Linked DNA regions of Homo sapiens: region 1 is linked to region 2. Evidence: read pairs that join two places in POLR2A ChIA-PET (ENCODE). Cell type or tissue: OCI-LY7. All regions are shown on one strand.

The links. Peaks named below come from ENCODE experiments on the same cell type or tissue, not always from the same donor. Only the 100,000 strongest peaks of a DNase experiment are listed, where the experiment ranks them.
Region 1: POLR2A ChIA-PET joins it to region 2 with 6 read pairs; 2 of 35 experiments call an interaction of 5 or more read pairs at or near these places.

The regions. Positions count from the first base shown.
Region 1 is chr20:2,708,673-2,712,672 of GRCh38, forward strand. It overlaps EBF4 (EBF family member 4), which reads left to right. Exons shown (of 17, transcript NM_001395167.1): 6 at 902-970. Among named protein-coding and RNA genes, the nearest start is that of EBF4, 18 kb to the left of the region's middle. In OCI-LY7, no CTCF peak of the experiment used is centred here; no DNase peak of the experiment used is centred here.
Region 2 is chr20:2,899,460-2,903,459 of GRCh38, forward strand. The region is part of intron 1 of PTPRA (protein tyrosine phosphatase receptor type A); the gene reads left to right. Among named protein-coding and RNA genes, the nearest start is that of PTPRA, 28 kb to the left of the region's middle. In OCI-LY7, no CTCF peak of the experiment used is centred here; a DNase peak (open chromatin) is centred at 1,942; H3K4me3 peaks cover 695 bases; H3K27ac peaks cover 2,167 bases.

The DNA.
Region 1 (4,000 bases), 190 kb before region 2:
TGATTGCACCACTGCATTCTAGCCTGGGTGACAGATCCAGACCCTGTCTCTAAAAAAATAAATAAAGTAAAATAAATTTAAATTAAATAAATCTGTGGTTGGAACTGTGGCTACCCTTGGAAAAGGGAGTGACAAGGAAGAGGCATGACCGGCATCTGGGCTGCTGGCCACGCAGCACTTCTTGGTGTGGATGCTGCTTTCATGGGCAGATTCACTTTGTGGCCATCCATTGGCCAGGCACAATGGCTCACGCCTGTAATCCCAGCACTTTAGGAAGCCGAGGCGAGCGGATCACTTGAGGCCAGGAGTTCAAAAGCAGCCTGGCCAACGTGGTGAAACCCCGTCTCTACCAAAATTACAAAAATTAGCCAGGCGTGGTGGTGCACACCTGTAATCCCAGCTATGTTAGGAGGCTGAGGCACAAGAATTGCCTGAACTCAGGAGGCAGAGGTTGCAGTGAGCCAACATCACGTCACTGTACTCCAGCCTGGGTGACAGAATGAGACTCTGTCTCAAAAAAAAGAAAAAAAGATTCACTTTGTGGTCATTCATGAGCTCACCGTTTGAGCTCCTGTCTCTGCGTAGACTGTGCTTCCATAGAGAGAAACCCTGTAGGTGACCTGCAGCCTGCCCTTTCCTGGGTCCTCCAGGAACGAGGTGCCTTTGGGGCAGGGGTCTCTGGCCAGCCTCATCCCCAGGCTAGGCTCTCAGGGTCCCTGCGGAGGAGCCCACAGCCTTTCTCCCCCAAGCCCTGGGAGTGAGCCCCTCCAGCCCAGGGATTCCACACCCAGAGACAGGACATCAGCACCCTCAGCTCAGGGCGCCCCCCACAACTCACACACTGTCGTGGCCCCCTCCTTCCTTGGCTTCTGCCTTCCCTCCTTCCTCATCTTTCCTTCAGCCGGTGCTGTGACCGGAAGAGCTGTGGCAACCGGAATGAGACGCCCTCAGACCCCGTCATCATTGACAGGTACAGGCTCAGGGAGGGGGCCTGGAAGCTCAGAGGAGAGTGGGGGAGGGGCAGCTGTTTTCAACCACAGAGCACCAAGGCTCAAGGGAGGAGCGGAGCAGCCCCCCCGGGGCACCAGGTTGGGTGGCTCTGAGCAGAGAGGGAAACTGCCAGGCACCAGGGAGCCTCCAGCCGTGGCCCCTGAGTGAGGCCCCAGGTGGCCAACTTTCTGGAGCTGCTTTCCCCGACTCCCTGAGAGAAGGAGCCAGGGAGGGCAGGGAGGTTGAGAGGGGGGTGGGAAGGGAGGGGAGGAACCAGCACTCAGGAACCGTCCAGGTGGAGTGGCCAGCGTGGTCATGTCAGCAAAAACCAGGCTCAGGTTCCCAGTTCACCCCTGTGCTGTCTGACCTGACTTCTCTGAACATTCGTTTCTTTCACTGGAAAAGTGGGGAAAGAGCTGGCAGGTTTCAGTCATAGAATTGTCGAGGTGATGCATGTAAAAGTGCATTTGCACACCATGATTTCTATTTCTTTATTTTGTGTGTGTGTGTTTGTTTTGTTTTGTCGCCCAGGCTAAAGTGCAGTGGTGTGGTCATGGCTCACTGCAGCCTCAATCTCCGAGGTTCCGGTGATCCTCCCACCTCAGCCTCCCAGGTAATTGGGACTACAAGGACACGCCTCCACACCTGGCTAATTTTTTGTATTTTTTGTAGAGACCGGGTTTTGCCATATTGCTCAGGCTGGTCTTGAACTCCTGGGCTCAAGCAATCCACCCACCTCGACCTTCCAAAGTGCTGGGATTACAAACATGAGCCACTGTGCCTGGCCTACTTCTTTTTGAAGAGGAAATGCATAAATAAGGTGTAAAATTCAAATGGTACAAAACAGTAAATAATGAAAAGGAAGTCTCCCTCCACCCCTATGTAGAGCATACTGTACATGTTTTTTTTTTTTGGTAACAATATATTTTAGATATTCCACACAGGAACATAAACCATATCTTATTCTCCTTTTAATAGAAAAAGCATTCATAGGTGCAAAAATTCAAGAAGCTTAAAAGGGTTTACAGCAAACTGTCTCCCACCTCTGTCTCCCACCCATCCATTCCCCACCAAATAAGCTACCACTATTAGCAGTTTCTGTTGTATCCTTCCTGAGATAGTCTGTGCATATACAACAAAATAGTTATATGTTCTTTTTGTACCCTTTCCTTTTGTTTTTATAAAAATGGTGACAGTGGCTGAGTGCAGTGGCTCATGCCTGTAATCCCAACACTTTGGGAGGCTGAGGCAGGGGGATTGCTTGAGCCCATGAGTTTGAGACCAGCCTGGCCAACAGGGTAAAATCCCATCTCAACAAAAAATACACACACAAAAATTAGCTGGGCATGGTGGTGTACATCTGTGGTCCCAGCTACTCAGGAGGCCGAGGTGGGAGGATCACCTGAGCCCAGGAGGTCTAGACTGCAGCGAGCTGTGATTGTGCCACTGCACTCCAGTCTGGGCAACAGAGTGAGACCCTGTCTAAAATAATAATAATAATAATAATAATAATAATAAAATTAAATTAAAATTAAAATGGTGGCAGGAAGCAGAACTTTCAGCACCTTTCTTTTTCCTTGAAAAATTTAGATCTGGGAGTTTACATCAGGACACAAGAAGTCTCCTTATTCTTTTTTGCCACTGCAAAATATTTCATTGTATGGGTATGCCATAATTTATTTAAATAGTCAGATATTGCTGGACATTTTGGTTGTTTTCATCCCTTTTCAGGGATTTAAAAATGCTGCAGTGAATTACTTTGTCCATGTGCCATTTCACACGTGTAAATTTATATGAAGGCTATTACTAAGTAGAATTGCTGGGACAAAGAATATGTGCATTTGTAGTTTTGATAGCTACTGCCAATTCGATCTCTGTAGGGGTTATACCAACAGCATTGAAACCAGCAATTTTGAGAATGCCTATTCCTTACACTCTGGCCAATTAAGTATTTTTGTTTATTTGTTCAATCAACAATTCTTGAGCATCTACTCTGTGCTAAGAACTTTTCTACATGCTGTGGATTAAGCAATGACCAAAATAGACAAAAAGCCTTGTGTTCACGGGCTTACAATCTGGTAGGGGAAATAGACATTAACAAACTAAATGAAAAAAATACATAGCATGTTAGATGGTGATAACAGCTAAGAAAAATAAAGCCATTGAGGAAGATCTGGGAGTGCCTAGGAAGGAAGGTTTGAAGCTTTAGGGTATTTAAGGTCTCACTGAAAAGATGACATTTGAGCCAAGACCTCAAGGAAGTAAGAGAGTGAGCGATGTATTTATGTATCTGGGGGAAGAATATTCTCGGCAAGAGTGTGCCTGCTGTGTTTAAGGGAAAACAAGGAGGCCCAGGTGGCTGGAGCAAGGAAGGTAGTAGGAGGAAATGATGTCAGGAATAATGAATGGGGCAGAGGAAGGCACGACCATGCAGGGTCTTATAGGCTGCATGGAGGCCACACTTGTGGGTCATTGTAAGGGCTTTGGCAGGACATGGAAGCCATTGAGGGGTGTTGAGAATGATAAGACCTGCCTTATATTTTAGCAAGATCACTCTAGCTGCCATATTGACAATGACCTGTACAAGGCAGGGAGATGAGTTAGGAAGCCAGTACAATAGCCCAGGTGAAGGATGATGGAAGCTGAGACTAGGGATGCTATAGGGGAGGTTGTAAGAAGCGGCTGCATTCTGTGTACATTTCATTTCATAGGCAGGACTGACAGGATTTGTTATGGAAGGAGAGAGAGAGAGTCAAAGACTCAAAGATGTCTCCAAGGTTTCTGACCTATCAACTTAGAAGGATGGAGTTTCCTGAGAAGGGTGTGATTTGGGGAAGAGCAGGTTTTGGAGGAGAAAGATCTGGAGTTTGGTTTGAGCATGTTATGTTTATGATGCTCACTAAACATCCAAGTGAGGAGCTGAAAAAGCCACAGAAAACATGAGGATGGGACTCAAGAGAAAGGTTCAGGCTGCAGATGTAAATTTGAATGAATGAAATCATCGAGGGGA
Region 2 (4,000 bases):
TTAAAGTGCTAGAAAGTTGTTAGGTGGGACATCCCCTATTGAGCAGAAAGAGAAACACAAATGTTGAGATTTGTGGTTGGACGGTTTGTAATATGATTTTTGTGTAGCCTCAAAAACACAGAGATGGTATGAATGTAAACAACTTTGGTCGTTAATTTGGCCCATCCTTTCAAGATGCCAAATCATCAATTACAGAATATCAAGAATGATTATATAGGTATGTATGCATGTCTATACATACATATATACATCTGTATCTTCCTGTAAATAATGAAAGCCATGGTTTCATTCCAATACTCTTAATTCTAGTCCAACACAATAGGGTTTCTTCTGGTGTTTCCCTTTTCTGACATTGAAAAATCTGAGGCCAGGCACAGTGGCTCTTGCCTGTAATCCCAGCACTTTGGGAGGCCAAGGCAGGTAGATCACTTAAGGTCAGTTGCTCGAGACCAGCCTGGCCAACATGATGAAACCCCATCTCTACTAAAAGTACAAAAGTTAGCCAGGTGTTGTAGTAGTGGTCGCCTGTAATCTCAGCTACTCGGGAGGCTGAGGCAGGAGAATCGTTTGAACCCAGGAGGTGGGGGCTGCAGTGAGCTGAGATAGCGCCACTGCACTCTAGCCTGGGCGACAGAGTGAGACTCCATCTCAAAAACAAAACAAAACAAAACGAAAAATCTGCCTCCTTTTTTTTTTTCATTCATTCATTAATTCTTTAGATGGGGTCTTGCCCTGTCACCCAGGCGGTAGCGCAGTGACACGATTATAGCTCACTGTTGCCTCAAGCCATCCTCTCGCCTCAGACTCCTGAGTATCTGGGACCATACAGGCACGTGCCACTGTGCTTGGCTCTCACATTGTCCTTTTTACTCACCTTCCTGTTGGTGACAATCTCCTGACTATGTAGGCCATTTTCTTGCCCCCAGCCCCACTGAATGAGCTGGCTGATCACTCCTTCAAGTTCCATGAGCCATTGTTACATACAGGTAGTACTCAGTTTGCTTGGTTTTGATATTCATAAATTTCCATTGCTGTGGTTTAATTAAATAATGCCAGTCCTCAAATAGCAGTTAATGAAATACAAAATATAACCTGTGATCAAGAAAAGCTTCTCAGGTGGGCGTGGTGGCTCATGCCTGTAATCCCAGCACTTTGGGAGGCCGGGGCGGGTGGATCACCTGAGGTCAGGAGTTCGAGACCAGCCTGACCAACATGGTGAAACCCCATCTCTACTAAAAATACAAAAAATTAGCTGGGCGTGGTGGCAGGTGCCTGTAATCCCAGCTACTTTGGAGGCTGAGGCAGGAGAATTGCTTGAACTCAGGAGGCATAGGTTGCAGTGACCCAAGATCAAGCCATTGCACTCCAGCCTGAGCAACAAGAGCGAAACTCCATCTCAAAAAAAAAAAAAAATAGCTTCTCCAAAATTTTAAAAATTTACCCTGACCCTGAAATAGTTGATTGTTCCCTCCCTAGACATCATTCAGTTGGAGCTAGCCTAATTTTGTTTTTTTTGTTTTGTTTTGTTTTGAGATGGAGTCTTGCTCTGTTGCCCAGGCTAGAGTGCAGTGGCGCGATCTCGGCTCACTGTGACCTCTGCCTCCTGGTTCAAGTGATTCTCCTGCCTCAGCCTCCAGAGTAGCTGGGATTACAGGCGCGCGACACCACACCTCGCTAATTTTTGTATTTTTGGTAGAGACAGGGTTTCACCATCTTGGCCAGACTGGCCTCGAACTCCTGACCTTGTGATCCACCTGCTTCGGCCTCCCAAATTGCTGGGATTACAGGCATGAGCCACCGCACCCAGCCTTTTTTTTTCCCTTGAGGAGAATTACAGTCTGCACTGCTCTCAGCTGAACTTTACACAGCTTTTACATTTCCCTCTGTCAGTTCCTCTTGTAATGGTGGGTGGGTAGCTGAAGGGAGGATATGTACAATAATGTATTTTTAGTTCCTTTGAACAGAGAGGTTGCTTCAGCCATTGCTATTGATGGCAGGAAGTATATTTATAGCTCCAGGGAAGGAGGGGTAGTACGACTGCTGGTTTAAGAAAACCTGGGAGATTGTATTTAATATATGTTGTTAAAACTCATTTGTACTTTATTGTAAGTTCTTGCCTTAGAAATGCAGCTGAGATGAATGAACCTGTTACTTATGTTATATTGTTACTTATGTTATATATGTTATATGTATTATTGTAAGTATATTGACTCTGCTCCCTAATTTGGAAAAATCTTCCGTTTTGAAATTTTACAATATACAATACCTAAAACAAAGAGTACTTCTAGAGCATACAGGATGTATGTGGAGAATTCAGGTGTTAGCATGCAATTGAACAGTAAAGATACTGACTAGCAGTATAAATATCGTCCCCATTTAGATATTTTATTCATAAAGTTCTTGTTGGTGTAGCTTTTATTGTGATTTTTTCTTTTTTTTTTTTGGATACAGAGTCTCGCTCTGTCACCCAGGCTAGAGTGCAGTGGCGCAGTCTTAGCTCACTGCAACCTCTGCCTCCCAGGTTCAAGTGATTCTCCTGCCTCAGCCTCCCGAGAACCTGGGACTACAGGTGAGCATTACCACACTGGCTAATTTTTATATTTTTAGTAGAGATGGGGTTTCACCATGTTGGTCAGGCTGGTCTCGAGCTCCTGACCTCAGGTGATGCACTTCCCTCGGCCTCCCAAAGTGCAGGGATTACAGGTGTGAGCCACTGCGCCTGGCCAATTGTGATTTTTTTAAAGATTGAAACCAAAATATTTTATACAGATCATAAGATATTCTTGGTAAACACTAAGCACCTCATAACTTTACCACAATTTTGATTGCACAACTTTCACCTGTGGTTATCATGTGCAATGGGCACATTCAACACAAATCAAATTATTCTGAAGCTTGCTTTCTTTCTTTTTTCCCTACTCCCTTTCTTAATTGAGGGGAGCAAAAAGTTGGTTTCCAGGGATATGTCTTCTCTCTTATGCTGGTCCCAGATTGATGCAGTCATGGAAACTAGGCAGTAAACTCATTCTTGGCAGCTGCCGGCACTGGTCTGATTCTTTCTTTTAAAAGCATGAGATTCTTTAATAACACATATTGGAAAGATTGATGCCAAGTGATTCCAGGTCATCCTAGAGGAGGCTTGGGAACATTGTTGAATAGATTTAAATGATTCAGTTAAGTGAGTGATTTAACCCAAGGTTTGTGTCTAATTTAAACAGGACCTATAAAATATAGAACAATTGGTTTGTTTCTTTTTTAGAATATTGAAGATTAGATTTTAATTTGAGAATTTTACTAATTTGAGGGTTTTATTTTTTGTTTTTAAGCGTTCAAAATGTTGAATTGTAGATATGCTGAGTTTTATAATGAGCACAATGAAGGTTTTTCAACTGGCCCGTTAAAGCCAACCCACTAATGAAATGAAAATATGAAATATTATGACTCCATAATATTTCATGGATTTTGAAGCTGGGCTGCCTGGGTTCAAATCCCATCTCTGCTACTTTTTGGGTACGTAACCTTGTGCCAGTTACTTAACCTCTCTGTGCCTCAGTTTCTTCATCTGCAAAATGGGAGATAGTGCAGTTTGAGTGTTCCTAATCTGAAATCTGAAATGCTCCAAAATCTGAAACTTTTTGAATGCCTACATGACTGCTCAAAGGAAATGCTTATTCCATGGAGCATTTGGATTTCGGATTTTTGGGTTAAGAATGCTCAATTGGTAAGTAAGTGTAATGCAAATATTCCAACATCTTTAAAAACCTGAAATCCAAACCACGTCTGGTTCCAAGCATTTTGGATAAGGGATACTCAACCTGTAAATAATGTCTGTTTCATGGGGTTGTGATGTGGAGTAAGTGAGCAAAGTTGTGTAATGTGCCTAGCTTATAGGGAACACTTAGCAAATGTTGGCTATTCCATTTATATATAAGAAATAGAATTATTGGCTGGGTGTAGTGGCTGATGCCTGTAATCATAGTGCTTTGGGAGGCTAAGGTGG